3 separate regions of the Mus musculus genome follow, and regions 1 and 3 are each linked to region 2. The links are chromatin loops, found by intact Hi-C in ENCODE. Cell type or tissue: left cerebral cortex. All regions are shown on one strand. Links, peaks and the distances in the headings refer to the core of each region. The heading gives the core; the rest is flanking DNA.

What was found. Hi-C counts contacts between places; a loop is a spot of excess contacts. Peaks named below come from ENCODE experiments on the same cell type or tissue, not always from the same donor. Only the 100,000 strongest peaks of a DNase experiment are listed, where the experiment ranks them.
Region 1: it touches region 2 in a loop (7-fold over the local background); 3 of 42 quality-filtered maps call a loop at or near these places.
Region 3: it touches region 2 in a loop (2.6-fold over the local background); 3 of 42 quality-filtered maps call a loop at or near these places.

The regions. Positions count from the first base shown.
Region 1 is chr17:84,260,572-84,266,305 of GRCm38, forward strand. The region is part of intron 30 of Thada (thyroid adenoma associated); the gene reads right to left. Among named protein-coding and RNA genes, the nearest start is that of Gm24492, 24 kb to the right of the region's middle. In left cerebral cortex, for the core only: no CTCF peak of the experiment used is centred there; DNase peaks (open chromatin) are centred at 946 and 3,164; H3K27ac peaks cover 246 bases.
Region 2 is chr17:84,317,825-84,323,558 of GRCm38, forward strand. The region is part of intron 28 of Thada (thyroid adenoma associated); the gene reads right to left. Among named protein-coding and RNA genes, the nearest start is that of Gm24492, 33 kb to the left of the region's middle. In left cerebral cortex, for the core only: no CTCF peak of the experiment used is centred there; DNase peaks (open chromatin) are centred at 3,008, 3,718 and 4,556; H3K27ac peaks cover 1,246 bases.
Region 3 is chr17:84,271,520-84,277,253 of GRCm38, forward strand. Thada (thyroid adenoma associated) reads right to left here. Exons shown (of 38, transcript NM_183021.3): 30 at 1,187-1,305. Among named protein-coding and RNA genes, the nearest start is that of Gm24492, 13 kb to the right of the region's middle. In left cerebral cortex, for the core only: a CTCF peak has its summit at 2,964; DNase peaks (open chromatin) are centred at 1,222, 2,164, 2,914 and 3,599; H3K27ac peaks cover 1,393 bases.

The sequences.
Region 1 (5,734 bases), core at 921-4,920, 57 kb before region 2:
TCTTTTCTAGCCTTCTCCATTTTTTACCCTAATTTTCCTTCCTTCCTTCCTTCCTTCCTTCCTTCCTTCCTTCCTTCCTTCCTTCCTTCCTTCCTCCCTCCCTCCCTTCCTTCCTTCCTCCCTCCCTCCCTCCCTCCTTCCCTCCTCCCTCCTCCCTCCCTCCCTCCCTCCCTCCCTCCTCCCTCCCTTCCTCCCTCCCTTCCTTTCGATATGCGTTCTGGATGGCCTGAAACTTACTCTGTAGACTAGGCTGGCCTCAAACTCACAGAGATCTTCCTAAACCTCTGTCTCCCAAGTGCTGGAATTAAAGATTTGAGACACCACACAGGCATATCCTAACTTTAGAGCTTTCAGCTCTGAAGATAAAAATGGAGCCTCTGGATGGGATGGGACAGGCCACACTAGTGGGCTTCAGGGACTGCCTGGCAGTGCTTCCCTTGAGTTTACTATAGTATGTATGCTCTCCCCAAGCCCCAGGCTTGAGGCTTCCTGTTAAACTGCCTCAAGAAGTAGGCCCTCCCCAGAACACAGGCTGTGGGCTGCTGAGGGAGGGCTCTTCATGCTCTGGCCTGCATGGGAAGGCACTCCCACAGCCTTGCAGGCCACTGTTATCACTGTGGAGGCCTAGGTCCCACAGGTAGTTGAGGGGGCAGGGAGGAGTGCAGTGCAGTGAGGCAGTGCAGGGCCTCTCCCATACTGCCCCCTCACCCATGCACACACCAGCCCCTTCCCTACAAGTCTTCCTGGAAGAGGGCTAAACCCTGGCCACACAGGGCATTTGGGTACCAGGGCCTAATCAGCTCAAGACTGAGGCAGGGAAGGGACATGGTGCCATAAAGTCTGTATCAGAGTAAATGACTCCAGAGGCACTAAAAGATCACTCCTACAGGACATCTGGGTGACTAGGAGAACTAACTTACTCACACACCAGAATCTACACTGCTTGGCAGAGAAGAGGCAGCAGCCTGCCGGAGCAGGCCTCTCAGGAAGAGGTGTAGAACAGCAGCCTTTAATGGCAAAGTCTAGAGCTGGGTCCTCTATAGGAGTGTGGCTTCTGCAAGAGGCCTGGGAACAGTGCAGGCTTGCAGGATCTTCTACAAGGATGATCAGGCAGCAGGAGGCCGGGCAAAAGGTAAATCAGAGTTTGTTACTTTCACCCCAAGTGGAGCTGTCTTCTGGGGGACCACATCTGTTACAATGGCTGCCCAACCCCTTGCCAATCATCTCTTCTGCTTATTTATTTATTTATTTATTTATTTATTTATTTGATCACTGTTTTGAAATATGGAGTCGGGGTACTTCCTTAGTCCACTCTGTGCTCCCAGTGGGATGGAAGACATCAGGCAGCCTCCAGGCCTCACCCTGACTAAACTGTATTTACCATCTCTCCTAGGTTAGCTCCAGCATCTTGAGTTTCCACAAAAGCTTCTTTTTGAGGGAAGAATTTCACCAGACGAGATAATCTTTACATTCCCTTTCCAAGTATAAACTCCTTCTATGGTCCTCTTAACAAAAATACAAAGATGCAAGCCATGATATTTCCATTACTGGTAACTAGCAAACGGCTGCTCGGGAGCTTCTGAAATTTTGGATTTCAAGTGTGTCTAGGCAGTTGCCTTTCACCAGTGTCTACCCGAGACCAGCGATTGTCTCTTAAAGTCCTGGACCAACCAAGCACCAATTCCTTTAAGGGCCGTCCCATTTGTTCTCTTCCCCATCCTCTTCCCCATCCAAGCACCAATTCCTTTAAGGGCCGTCCCATATGTTCTCTTCCCCAATCTTGCACAGCATCTCTTCTGGTTCTATAAGCCCACTGCTCATGATGCGAGATCCAGAGGCACCATCTTGACAGGCTCTTTCCTATCACTCTGGTATTTAAAACCACACTCCTGTTTTAAAGCTAATCTCAAACATCCAGCTCCCCTAGAAAGCCTTTTTGTCTGTACTTTTGTACCTATTTGAGCGCCACGATTGGTTAACTGTTTCATGACACTGGACTGCATGATAAGCAGACCATGACAACGGAGGCCCTAATGTGGCTCTAGCCCATGCTGAGAGTGCTCACCGCAATGCTGAGCTCTGCACTAAGGCTCCTTGCTGCATGAGTAGCAGCTATTGCTTCTTAGTCAACAAAGGCTGGGCTGTATCCATGTAACTTCTCTCATTCTGCAATCACACAGCATTAGCCTATCGAACAATTAAACCTCACCTAGCCTGTAAAGGTCTCTTTCCCTCAGAACACTTCCTTGACTCCTCAGCCCACAAGCTCGCACTTATTGCTTCGATCTCAGCTCTACAGTGACTCATCTCAGCCCTTATTAAACTCTTACTTGCTTATGGTTAATCTGTTCTTGTCTTGGTCAGACATTTTTGTTTGTTTGTTTTAAGAGATTTATTTTTTATTTTATATATATGGGTATTTGCCTATATGTATGTCTGCATACCATGTGTATGACTGCTGCCTTTAGAGGACCAGATCTCCTGGGACTGGAGTTGCAGCTAATTGTTAGTTGCTGGAAACCAAACCCAAGTATTCTGCAAGAATAACAAGTGGTCTTAACCCACTGGGCCATCTCCCTAGCATCCCCGAGTGGTTTTTGAAACAGGGACAATATCTTCCATCTTATAGTTATATTTTGGCTGTTGACACAGGGTTTCCCTATGCTGCCTAGGCAAGTCTTGAACTGGCAGCAATCCTCCTGTCCCAGCCTCCTGAGTGCTGGAATTATAAGGCCACACCCACTGTGCCCTAAAAGTATCATTCATTTTATATTCTCCATCACGCTACTACATTGTTCTCTAGTGTCTGTGAATTGGAATTGGTTTTAATTCACTGGAAATGGCTCAAGGAAGACCCTGGTTTATCTAAGAGACAGAACTTGATATACATTAAAAGGAAAAAAAAATACTGTACTAGGGCTCTACATAGTATTATGAAAATGCAAGTCAGACCATGACAATATTGTGCAAAACTTCTAACAGCAACATTCCACCCCCATTCTCCCAAGATCAACAGCACTGAGTGGAGGAAGATAGTTATTTCTGTGCCTTCAAACAAGCTTATTACTAACTCCAGGGTAGGGTTGCAGATTTCGGCATTTAAAGAGCATAAAGCATCAGCAGTTGGGGACTGAATGCCTGGTACACAACTGTGTGAAAGGACTATCTTTCACTTTCCAGTGCAGTATGACGCTTGGATCTGGATCCTGGGCTCAGTTAAACATACTAATCCGCATAAGACTGCTTTACCCCGACCAGCCTGCATAAGCCCAGCTGTCAGCAAGAAACTTCCAATTTCACTTCTTCAACAGCTTGCTCCTTGCTGCATTTGCAAAAGCAGTATGTAACGAAGAGGATGTTTTGCACCTTGTTTCACAGGTTTGGGTTGAAATGTAACTTCATACTTCTATTGTTTTAAAAATACAAACAGGATCTCAAGGTGTCCTGGCCTTAAACACTCCTGAGATGTCTGAAAGGGAAGAAGTCTGGATCTAAAATACACCAATCCCACCTCCCCCATCAGTTCTTCACCAGGTTGAAGGTGACCTCAACAGGCTGAGTTAGAGGACTGAAGAAGTCCTAATGGTAGTCTCCTCTCCCCAGAGTCTCAGACTGAGAGCAAGGCAGTGGTCACATTCCCACTCAATCTGTCTGTCCCTCAGATGTCAAGAAGAGGGACTGCTGGGGAAACCTTTTAGACAAAAGAAGGGGGGGGGGGAGAAAAAGGAGAGGTGGGGGAAGAAAAGAGAAAAAGGAACGGAAAGCACCAAGTCCAGCCCAGCCCACCCCCCCACAAAAGCAGGTGTGCTACGTGACTAGCTAGCCTTGTTGAGACTCGCGTGTCTTCCAGTCTTGGCAGGGACCACAAATGATAGCCTTACAATGCCCCACGATCACCCTACTACAACAGCCCCTTTGGGCTGGACTCCTGCCAGTGGCAATGGAGGTGGGACAGCAAGCTGCAGCAGGCTGAGGGCTTAGCCACACTGTTTCTCAGGTCACTGCAAAAGAGCGAGCTACTTCCTGTGGAGGAGAGCAGTCCAGAACACAGGAGACTGGGAAGAGGCTGGGGCCATGGGAAAGTAGAATCAGACCCAAGCCCCAGTCTTTCTGCCCTGGCAGTGTAGTCTCTTGTGTGAATAAATCTGGTGGTTAGAAAAAAAAAATGCTGTCTTCAGCTCTTGTGAAGCAAATGGAATTCTTTCTAGAGCAGATTCTGAAGCTGGCTATAGACGTCTGGGGAAGACCTGGGACTGCCACACACAAGCAAGCCCCAGCCTTGTCTCTATAAGCACATTTTACTCACATTCTTAAACCCATAGGCCCTCAAGGGGAACAGCACTCAGCTTACTGGGGACTAGTAAAGAAGGGGGACACAGGGGTGGGAGGAGTGATCAAAGGAAGCTGAGAAGGAGGTGAGCCGTGTTACAGTTCACAGTTTGCAAGTCAGAGCTGGCTTGAGGGGCCAAGTACTAGAGTGGGCCCACAAACACAAGCTCTCCCATACCTACTCCCTTCATCAACACCATTTTACTGAAACAACCAACCAACCCCCCCCCCCACACACACACATTTTTCTTACTCACCTTGAGATCTATTCTCATATTCTCAAAAGCCTATTTTCCTCATCAGACTATAAGATTTATTTAACAGAATGACAAATAGCCAACTGCATGCCAACAGAGCACCAGTCCTCCCACAGGCCCTGAGGCCACAGGGATGGCTGCCTGAACCAAGAAATATAACTTTCCCACAGTGTCCTGGTACCATGCAGCCCTGACATTGGGAGAGGCTGCAGGCCTGATGGCTTTGGAAGTCTTGAGTCTGCTTCTGCCTAGCAAGGGGGAGTAAGGCCATGAGCATGGGAAGAACATTTCTAACTGGGTGCTAGAACTACAGTGGCTGATGGCTTAGCCTTTGCTAAGTTCATAAACTATGAACTTTGTCTCAGGGTCAACAGCAGCTCTCACTTGGAGCTGGCCAAGTATTTAGGTGCTCAGGTCCTACCTTCAGTCTAACTAGTGACTTCTGAGAACACGTTCTATCTGAGCAGCTCTATTTTAGACAGTCCAACATGACAAGCAGTGTCTGGACACATGGAGGCAGTAAGGTCCAGGAAAAAGCTTGACAAGGACTTGGCAGCTGAGTACAGATATTAGCAGTTTTCAGTGGGGTCCACGCCTGTTCAGCTGTGTAGATGGATGGGTTCTCCTGACCTCTGAGGGTTACATCTCTGCAAATGCATAGGGACTTCACAGGGTTTTCCGTATTTAAATCCCAGATCCAGGAGTTTGCCTGAGAACCTGTTTTGTTGCCCTCTTTACACTGCACTGTGGTTTTAAGAAATAGTTGCAGTGCCTAAGTCAGTCTGGCCTCGCCCAGAAAAGGCTGATAAACAAACTGACCCAAGTACTGCCTGTTCTACTTTAGCCACATCTTAAAAGATGAAAATGTAACACGACCCTCTGGAACAAGGACCACATGAGGGTCCCTGGCTTCAGTGGACTTGGGAAGGCAAAGGCATTTATTTCTACAGCAGAGTCTCTCAGGGTGGGAGTTGACACTGGGAGGTTTTAAATCTTCCCCGGTGATTCCAGCATTCTACCCTGAGCATCAGGAACTATTGTTTGGAATGAAAACTTGCTACCAGCCAACCTGGCATTTGTTAGTGCCAAGACCAGGAGTCACAGTCTCCTGTGGGATCCTAATGGGAGAAGTGGCTGGGTGAGTACAG
Region 2 (5,734 bases), core at 1,153-5,152:
TGTGTTGATGGTAATAGTTCCTATTTTGATTAACTAGCCTAATTATGACTTAAAACTTAGTCTGAAACTAAAATTCCTTTTGCACCAAAGTAATAAAATTAACATAACCTGTGCATTGAGCACGCCACATAACAGCTTAAATACTTTTAAATGTAAACAGTTTGATTAGTTCCCCTTATGACAAGAATCTTTTATGTTGAGCCAGGCGTGGCAGCGCACGCCTTTGATCCCAGCACTTGGGAGGCAGTGGCAGGTGGATTTCTGAGTTCGAGGCCAGCCTGGTCTACAAAGTGAGTTCCAGGACAGCCAGGGCTACACAGAGAAACCCTGTCTCGAAAAACAAAAACAAAACAAAACAAAACAAACAACCAAACAAACAAACAAAGAATCTGTTATGTTTCTGAAAGATTCCAACACTCGTGACTTATTTTATAGCTTGATCTCGTAACAATATTGATGCTGATGATAAACCTTTATGCCTAGAACTAACCGAAGTCAGAGCAGTTCTCCTGGGCTTGGACCTCTGTCAGACTTGAAAACAATTGACCAGTGTTTTCTACACAGAAAAGCCCTTCATTAACTCTATTGGAACCCTGTCATTAAAGCCCCCCTCGCTCCTTCTAAGGCCACAACAACCCCATGACCTCTAAATCATCTGGATTCTCTAAAGTCTGGTTAATGATTTTGCCTTACAGAGAGCTAAGTGACTCTGCCTCACAATACTAAGTGTTGCTGCTGAAAGAGAGAAAGTGGAGCATGGCTTTAGTGGCCATTGCCCTACAGAGATTGCAGTTTGCTCTGCTAGGCTGATTAACGCCCCTAAGTAACCTTCCTTTTATCTCCTAGCAACGACTCAACTAAAATCAGGAAGAATGAATCTTTAAATAACAAAATGCACATGGAAATGCCTTCCAAAAAGTTTCACTATTTTGGCCTAGAAAAATGGTACCACACAGGAAGGGTATTGACATGTTAGCAATAAACTCGTCTCCAGGAAGATTAACCTGCGTCACGTCCCAACAGACCTGCAGTACTACTGCTAAGAGACTACCAGCCCTTCCGCTATAAGTGCCCCAGGAAAAGCTTTACATGGCTTTTGTTTGTCCCTGAACCCATACTTAGACTATAGTATTACAACAGTTGAAAAGTACTTCCTTTGGTATAATTAGACTCTTTCTTGCTGCAATTTAATTTTGTTTTTCTGGTTCTAAATGCAGGGAAATAAATTAATCTATGTCAAAAACCCTAGAATCCAGAATATATTTAGAAGCAAACAAACAACTCAATAAAAATGGAGTCAAAGCTCTGAACAGACACTTCAGAAAGAGTAAGTGAACACATGTGAAGATGCTAACACACTGAGTTACTTGGGAAACTCAAAGGACATTATATGTGTGCATATATGTTTGTATAACCCAATGTCATATATGTTAGCCATCAGTGAAGGTGGTGTCAGTTATTAATATATTTATAGGAATTATCTACCACTACACACTCGGTGGAAATACTAAGTGAAAATGACTGCAACCACTGAGACTCTGGAACTTAGTAGGTAGACCAGGCTGGCCTCAAACTCAAAGTTCCATCTGCCTTTGACTCTCGAGTGCTGTGATGTCCCCACGCCTAGCCCAGCCATTTTTAAATGTGCAGATCATGCTGTCAAGACTTCCCAGGTAGTTTTATTTTGATTTAACTGGCCCCTGGCCTCAGTGCCTGAATACCCAATCTATCTATCACTGCTTGGCTTCAGACATAAATGCCAGTCTATTTCCAGGCAACTTCCTGGCTAAGTGTTCTGAACCAAAGCGCACACGTTTGCCACCTGAGGTGAGGAACTAACCATTCAAACCAAGCATTGGTCCCTTTCTTTCCAGATGGAAGATAGAAACTTTGATCTTCTCTTCCTCGCCATTAAACCTGTCTGAAAAGAAGGAACCCACTACTCCCTGACCTTTGGGAGGTTTACAGACTTCAGACTGCAGTTCAGAGCACAGACAAGAAACTGTCCAAGAAAAACATGCCCCAAATGAACAGGATATAAACAAAGCTGTAAGGAGGTAAGTAATGGCAGGGACTTGACTCCCTCACTTGCATCTCTGATAACAATCTAGCATTTTATCAGCAAGGTCTTTTATCTGCAAGGATTCTGGGTGTTCTGCAGCCTGGAACTATTTGGGGAGGACAAAGACAAGCTTTCATCTTGCAAAGGAAATAGAACGACTTCTCTGAATGGTAAGGAAGAGTCAAAGCTGTAAAAAGGCCTCGAATGATTTCTCTGACAGGAGAGAGGTAAATGAAAAATAGACGTTACTCAAAGCATGGGAGCAATTGTGGTGGGGAAAAGGCATGGTCCTCTACCAGACCACAGTGTGAGAATGATAGCATGCTTTTTTCTCCCCATGCTGCATCATCTGCCAATGTCTTCTAATTGTCTTCTTGTTAAGACCAAAGATGTAAAGTAACTCACACTTAATGACTTAAGTGTAGTCTGCCTCTCACTGTTTTAGAAGGGATCATAACTACATACTTAATGAATGAAGATCTGTCTGAAAACCCCTCAAGCCTCAGCTCAAGATAAAGGTGGTATCTAAGAGTATTCGATGGACAGTGGGCACTGTTTAAGACTATAACTCCTCATATGTTTCCACTCCCCTCAGAGTGAGCTGGTTCTTGCTAGGGTCTGCAGCAGCTTAGTAGCACTCCAGATAAGAGTCACTCCTAAGGGAAATGGGGTGGTTACAGGAATAGTACCTAGTACCTAGTACCAAGTGTTCTCTTACTGCCTTCCAAACTCAGTTCACTCCATGGAACTGAGTGAAGAACTTTTTCTTAGAATTCAGGAATTCTAAGTAAGTGTGTGGGTGGGAACTCTTACTTAGAATTCAGGAATATTTATCTAAGGTTGAGTCAGAGTAGCCACCCATTCTAGAATGCACAGCCTGGTGCTTCCAAATCAGAGCACAATTGCCCAACAACACCAGCTCCCTTTGCCAGGCTGTTGTGCCATCCTGGGGAGTCCTGTAGGTTCACACCCAGTGCCTTGTGTCATCAATGCTTTAGAAAAGGCAGGCATGAAGAAGCTGGTCTATGGGCTGGTTTATAAGCAGAATTCTATCAAGCTGCGGTATTCTAAAGCTTCCACTTTAGAGACAAGCTCAACCAGACAGCAGAATGCAAATCCTCTTGCCGCCCCCGGGTCTCACTATGTAGCCCTGCTTGTCTGAAACTCACTATGTAGCCTAGCTGGCCTGACAGAGATCTACCTGCCTTTTTCTAAGTACTGGTTTAAATGTGTGCATCATCACACCCACCAAGAATTCCATTTCTTGAAAAGTTTCTCTTAGTTAGAATTATATAATTACAATTAGTATTAAATTAGATTTTACATTTTTATCATTTTTGTCCACATTCAACTGAAGCTATACCTCAAATTCTGGTTTTGTAGGAAATAATGACTCTTATAGGGGGAAAAAAAATGAATGAACAGTCCAGCAAGAAACAAGCCAACACCCACAAGGTCAGCTCAAGGGACTCTCTTAGTGTTTTGAAAATATTTCCTGCCTACTATTTGTAAATTATTTTGTCTGTGTGACACATCTTTCAGTAACAACTCAGCTCTTTCTTGGCTATTTGGCTATCTGTCCACGGTTTGCACCAGAGCAGATGGCCTATCCCAGCACAGCTGCGGTGATCATGATTGCGTAGGCTTGCTTCCCTGCCTTCTAGACACAACACCTCTTCCCGATGTTGTGAATGCTGTGGGGATGAACATGGGATACTCCCCACCCCTGGGGCACCAAACTATGGTTTTGTGATATTTAGACTGAACTGAATTCAGCCAGTGAAAGACAGAAACGGGACTCAGTACACAGAAACATAAAACTGACAAGAAAGGGGAATTCTAACCTGTTTACACCAACCAGCTGCTACTGTTAGGGCCCCTCGAGATCATTACACAAGGTTCCTAGATGTACCTTGCAGCAATGAAACCCATTTAAACACCTTATTTATCCATGCTGGCCTTTTCCTGAGTAGGCTTAGAACTGTCAGATGAGAAGATAGGAGGCAACACAAACACTGGGATGTGTACTGACAACCACGTGACTCTGTTGTAAGGCAGGAGAGATGAACAGATGAGCATGGATGAGTCCTTTGGAAACTGAAAATCTGCAGGTAAATGGCTTTCCTTCACTCTCAGCAACCCAAAGTCCAAAATTATGTAAGTTTTAACAGTGGAAACTCAGGATAACACACACTAGAGTCAGAAGGAAAACTTCTTATTTATTTTTGAAAGCATGCATAAATAGCAGCCCACAAATAATCTCATTAGGACTTTAGGTATCTCAGCCTCAAGCCACACGTGCTCTTCACCAAGATGACTGCAAGTGTATGCTGACCCTGAGCTCCTGTAACAAGGACAATTTCTTTTGTAACAAAGTCTCAGTATTTCTCAAGAATCTCAGGACTTCTGCAGAGCCAATTCTATTTAGCAACCTGTCACAAGCAGATGGATTTTACTGCAATTTTTCTTCCTTAAGTGCTGATTTCAGATTGGAAAAACGAGTGCACTGCCAATATCATGCCCCAAAGGAGAAACATCCAAAAAAACAAGGCGAGCCAGACACCTGTTAGATAAAACTAGAGGTTACCTTTGGCACATGAAGAACTTGCTTGTCATGTTCCACAGATAGCGCATCAGAAATAGGTAGGTGGGAGAGCCTGTTGTTGGGTGAGGAACTAGGAAACCAAGGCCAATGTGCTCTGGAGCCAACACCTGGACTCAAACCCAAGTCTAGCTCACACTAGCAATATGACCTAGGGCGTATTTCCATGCCACCCCTTTTAGATGACAGTAATAGCAACAACAAACTCACACTGTTGTCTTGATTAAATAGGCTAACATATAGAAGGTCTTATAAATGTTCCATAGACATCTGCTAAGTACCATTTATCACTAATTAGGATGGGGAAATCTGAACAAAAAGAGGCAGAAACACCACAGGCCAGGATTCCTCAGATGAAAAATGCCCGGTCAAATTCTCCATCCTATTTGGTGCCTCAGTGTTCTCTGCACATTTCTGTTGAGTGAGCAAATAAAGGAGCAAGTACCTGACTTAAATGGTCTGTAGATGTATCAGACTTATTTTCTCCAGGGCCTGTCATGAAGTGCTGCTACTTGCTACTGCAAACTAGTATTAATCAGTAATAAAAAAAGAACACTTAATTTCACACTTACTGCAAGGTTTTTGGGGACCAGGGATTTATTTTAGAGCAATGCTCCTATTAGAGAGCAAATGTGAACACAGTCAGGTCCTGCTGTGGAGAAGGTGGAGTGTAACAGTAGACACTGCTGTTGATCCTAAGGGAGGGCTGTTCAGTGAGCAGAGACAACTCCAAGACCTGACCTCTGGTTGTCTGTGGGAGAGGCAGAGAGTGCTCTAAGAAAGTCTCTGATGGATGGATGGATGGATGGATGGAAGGAAGGAAGGAAGGAAGGAAGGAAGGAATCAGAGATCAAGACTGACTCCTTAGGTGTGTAGCAAGCCCAGGGAGTGCAGGGGAATAAATGGAAAAGGCTGAGGCCAGGACAAGGAAGCAGAGAGTGAAGAGCAGTAGGAAGGTAGAGTGGGGAGGAATGGGAAGAGGGGAGAGAAACAATGGCAAAGGCGGTGGAAGAGGGAGTCATGAGCATGAGCATCAGTTTGGGATAAAATCAGAAACTACTGCAAAGCAT
Region 3 (5,734 bases), core at 514-4,513, 47 kb before region 2:
GGAAGATCTGTAAAGACAAGGCACAAATGCGACCCCAGGCCTCTGTTCTCTGGAAGTGTGTCTTAGGGAGGCTGAAGGCAATGGGCTACACAGAAGGCAAGCAATCTCACACTTAGGGAAACCACTGAGCAGCTTCCATAACCTCAGTGGCACTTTAGACAAAGAGGACCCAACCAGTGAGCACGCCCACAGTTAAGTATGGCCTGAGACAGTCACTACACACCCTATCACCACACCCGCCGTGGTGGACAGCCACCAGTGGCTCGCCACACTTTCAGTGTGACCTGCCCAGTTTCCTCTACCTCATGGAGGGTTATGGCATCATTTCACAGGGCTGTCTTAAGTACTACTGGCCTCTTCTTTCTCTCCCCCCCAACCCCCCAGACAGGTTTCTCTGTATAAGAAAGCCCTGGCTGTCCTGGAATCACTTTGCAGGCTAGGCTAGCTTCAAATTTATAGAGATCCGCCTGCCTGTCTCTTGAGTGTTGTGATTAAAGGCACGCACCACTGCCCACAACTGGCCTCTTCTTAACTACCTTTGCTAAAGTTAACTCCTACAGGAGCCTTGAAGAGACACTGTTCTACCAATATCTGGGGATCCAAAGATTTTGCACACAGTGTTAAGAGTTTTCTCTACACATGATAAAATGGAAGGTTGTTTTTACTCTTCACATCACTTTATATTCTAAGTTCCAGAACAAGCACATGTAAGACTGGCAAAACAGAAAGAAAAAAAAAAGAAAGAAAGAAAAAAAAGAAAAAGAAAGAAAGAAATAAAGAAAAGAAAAAAATGAAAAAAAAATAAAAAAGGTCCCCTCCACTTTTGCTGACATAAGCCGACTACCCATCGAATCCTGGCAAACTTCAGTTCCCTCTTCCATGCATGTTCTACCTTCTCTTCAGTGCCTTCAAGCACCCAAGGGTTTGTACAATGCAGACCAGCTAACAGTGTTGGGGTCTTGGCGAGGGTAAGCAACATCTGACTATTGAAATATATTAAACTCCTAGCACCAACGCTTAGCAATTTTAGAAAAATTGTCAAGAAATACTTTTTCACCACAATGCAAAGGTCTAAAATACTCCAAAAAGTCTGGAAACGACTGAAACCTCCTCACAACTTGAAAGAGCAACCCTCTAACACCACTCACCCAGTGCTGTCTCCTCATTCACGTGGGCTTTTACATACCTCATGGCCAGCCAGAGTTTGGCTTTGGTACAAGCAGTGACATCACTCAGCTCTTGCAGGAAATCTGCATTTGTTCTGTGTCTGCAGTCTGTAATGTAGGCTTGTAACAGATGAAAAACCTGAACCAGAAAAGAGGAAAAACAATACTTGGCTGTGAAAATGAGATTTCTTCAAAATGGTTCCTCAAAGGAAACGAACTCTGTCTCCACAAGAAAACAGGCTGGGGGGCTGGGGGCAGCCCAGGGTTGGGCCACACAAACCCATGCTCTGGGTCACTCCCACAATTCCCTAGACCAAGGATCACCGTGACCACATAATCATCAGCCTCGAGAGCTTCTTAGGTAGAAACAAGAAGTGGAATTACCTTTATGTCAGCAATCTTACAAGAAACTACACTCCAAGTCTGCACAGGAAGGAACTATGAGTCTGTGTGGCTTAGACATATACTTGGGTTCATAAGGCAGTGTGGGCCAATGAGATAGGAACAGCACAACACACCTGTGTAGAAGCAGGCAGTACTGTCTGTAAACAAATCTCTGAAACTTTTCCTTAGCAGTCAGAAGGGACAGCAGTCAGATGTGGCATACACTTGACACTTACATGACAGTTATATACCAGGAATTAAAAGCAGAAAGATCAGAGCCTGATGTCTCTCAAGTGTTTATATGTATGATGGTGGCACTGTTTGGCCACACAATCTAGACCACTGTGCCCCTGTGAGGAGCACAGATCTTTGGGGAACAATGAATGAGACAGAGGGTTCTCTGGCCTGAAAGCCTCAATGGCACACAATTCCTTTGTTTGGTTGGTCACCTACATAAGCATATAAGGATGAAGGAAACAAAGTGCCAATAAACACATAAGAAATTTAAAATGTTTTCCCTTTTCTTTTCTGTTGTATCCTCTGCCAGCAGGGCTGGCACACAAGCTGCCACATGTGGCTTTATGTGGGCTCTTGGGATAAGTGCAAGTACTTTACTTATGGTACCACCTCCCAGGCTGTGCCTCAGTCTTAAGTGATAATAATAGCAAATATTTTTACATTGCCAAGTGAAAAAAGCAAGCTATAAGGGCCTCTTGCTGTTTGTCTACACAGGTCAACTGAATGCTCAGATGAACCCATTTAGGGTCATGGTAGTCACCTGTCAGAGCAAATTCTTTCAGACCTTCTTCCCTGCTTTGCCATGAAGATGTTACTGTGGGAGTATTCCAGAGTCAACTGCTGAAGAGGCCCCTTTATATTCTTGGGCATTTACACATGTGCCTTGGGACTACAGCTGGAGTCACAGGTCAAGATTCTCTCCCTGCTCTGCCCTTTTTTAGATAAGAACTCAAGTAGCCCAGGGTGGTCTCAAACTCCCAATGTAGCTAAGGATGGCCTTGAACCAGTTGATCCTCCTGCCTCCTGAATACTGGAATTACAGGTGTATGTCACCATGCCTAGTCTACTGTTTCTTGGAAGGGTGAGTCTATGGGAGTGTGGGCCCAGCCCCTGTATGCACACTGAAGCGCTTTCTCTAACAAAGGACCTGCTCTTTCAGGAGCACAGATCAGATGCTGCTGCCTCACCACAGCCTGCAGGGACCAAACCACCCGGCATAGAGCCTGGAGAACTGGGCTGGCCGGGGCTTCTGTTCCTATGCGGTGACTGCCAGAGGGAAAAATACCTCCCTTGGTCTCAATCCCCACTGTCCCAAAAGAGCTGGCAAAGTCACTAGGCCTTGCTTTCTTTTCTCCACAGCTGCACTAAACCAACCACCAGGGCTTTCATGTGTCACAGCGCTGTAATTAATCAGCAGACACCAGCAAAACACACGGCTGTGGAATTTACTTGTCAAGAGAGCTGTGAGGTTTCAAATGCTTCTCATTTAGAAGCAATCACTTTAGAAATAACCCCCTGTGGATGTTTAAGCCCTGGCCTGGATTTGCTCACCTTGCTTGGCAAAAACAAGACTGTTTTTGAAATGCTTGGTAGTTCTGGCTTATGAATGTCAGCCTACAGGCCCATCAATTCTGTCACCCTGGGCACACACCAGACAACAACTGCAATCCCAGTAACTCACCAAGGACAGAGAGTGATATGTCTGTACCTGACCAATGTACACAGAGGGGCATGTAGGCAAACCTGGTAGACATAAGCAAGTATAAGAGGCAGTGCAGTACAAACCGAGCCGAGCACTTGTTAGAGAAGCAGAGGAGAACAGAGCAGGGAAGGAAAGGAGACAAAGCAGATGGAGAGGCTTGCAAACAAACATGAAATAGATTAGTATTTCTGAGAAATATTAATGAAAAGATTTGAATGCACAACCATCCTCACATGACATTTGAAGGACTCAAGACAAATGAGATAATCATTGAGTGTGACGCTCAGGGAGGTCTGGATGGAAAGAGCCACTTGTCTCTCGGTTCTTGGGTTGGCAGACACAAGGCCACTTTTCTCTCCTTCCGCATTTGCCTACAGTGCTGGTACTGAGTGTGGTTAAACCCAGGCCTGGGATGACTTGCAAACAGTAATCATAGAGAAGTTTGAGCTGCCAGGCCAGTGAAGGAGCAGGACTCATCAGACACACCAAAGTGCTGACAAGCATACTGCCAGTTTAGGGGCCCAAGTGTACAACAGCATTCAAATATCCAGTCCACAAATACTTATTAAGCAAGTGTTATTACCAGATAGTGCCCTGGTAACTGCAGCAGAGACCAAGCAGCAGGGCTGCTCCCTCCCTCCTGCCTCTTTCTCCTGCTCCCCCAGTTTGGGTTCTAGTCATGAGGATTAGAGATGTGAGAACCCAGCAGCCTCCCTGATGCTGCATGCCACTGACATCACCTGCCTGGCTTCCCATGATCTGCTGTTTGTGAGTCCAGTACATGGTAGGAGCTCAGCAGCACTGAGTGGACCGACCATATGCTGGGGTTTAGTGTCTCTACTGACAGGAGCTGTCTCAGGATACAGTCCCGCCTGGAGCCTGTACACTTAGGTAGGTACCACCTTTGTGTTCAGGGCTGACACGTGGCTGGAAGATACCTTTCTCCTCTATTCCCTTGACTCCTGATGTGATGGAGACTGCAAGGTTAGACAAATAGTAAGACTCCAATCACATGGTACACACTCTGAGGGCAAACATGGTTGTAAACCAAGGGACTACCTATGTATATCTTTAGATCAACCAAGTTAACCTCTGTTTCCTCATGTTAAATAGAGTAAGACAGTAGTCTCCTCCGTCTTTTCAATTATTATTCTAGTGTGTGTGTGATGGCACATGTGTAGAGGTCAAGGAACATATTTTGGGGATCAGTTCTAGTGATGGAACTTAAATTGTTAAACTCGCATGACAAGTACTTTTTCCTGGCTTGGCTGAATCATATTGTCAGCTCAGTGGCCCTCTCTGTAGGACACATTCCAAGGCACTGGTGGGTACCTGAAACCTTGGTTAATATAAACCTTACGTAAGTGTATTTTTCCTCTATACATATACACATCTATAAAAAGTTTAACTTTCAAACTAATCACAACAAAAGCGAAATAAAACAGAAAACAACAATATACTATAATAAAAATTACTTAAATTTATTTACTTCAATTTTGGAACTCCCCCCCCCCTTTTTTTTGGATTTTTGAGACAGGGTTTCTCTGGGACTTACTCTATAGGCCAGGCTGGCCTCAAACTCAGAGATGTCCCTGCCTCTGCCTCCACAGGGCTGAATTTAAAGGCAAGTGCCAGCACAACCAGTTTGAACTTTAATATCTTTAGACTGCAACTGACAGTGATTGAGCCTTCAGGAGGAGCTAATGGGAACAGAGAGATCTCTGCAATCTGTGACTAGAGAGATATATAATGTTTATTACATACACACACACACACACACACACACATATGGACACATGTGCACTCACATATCTACATACAATTAAAAAAAAATCTTTAAAAGGTGTTTACTATTCAATGGTGGTTGGCTAATTTTAACAATGAACCACACTAATAAAAACACTAATAGTAGGAGAAAGTTAGGGGAGAGGAAAGGAATATACATGGGAATCTTTGTACTACCAACACAATATTTTCATAAATCTACCATTGTCTTAAAGTAGATCCTAATTTAAAAAATGTACTGGGACTGGTCAGAGATCAGCATGGTGTGTGGGTCAGGATGAGGAAGACCTCACTGGCAATGTGATGGAATTGATCCTGTCATGTGGCCAGCAGAGCCCTCTTCAAAGGAAAGACTGCGGGGATGGGAGCTGTAACTTGCAGGGAGATATCAAGGGCTGCTTCAGATAAGACAGGGGGTCCAGGATCATGCCAGAAGTCCAGTTAAGAGGTGATGTGTTGAACCAGGGGCTAAAGACTATTAGCACGTGGGCTATGAGTGCTTCTGTAAAAACATTTAGAAGCTGGGGGGCATCATATCAGCATCATCCCTATTTTCAACTTCTTTTGAAACTCAGAAGGTCCACTTGTAGTGGACCTAACAAGTCACAAGTGACCCATTCATAGCTGAATGGGAGGAGCTACTTACTGCTCACTACTGCTAAGGGCATATTAATGCCAT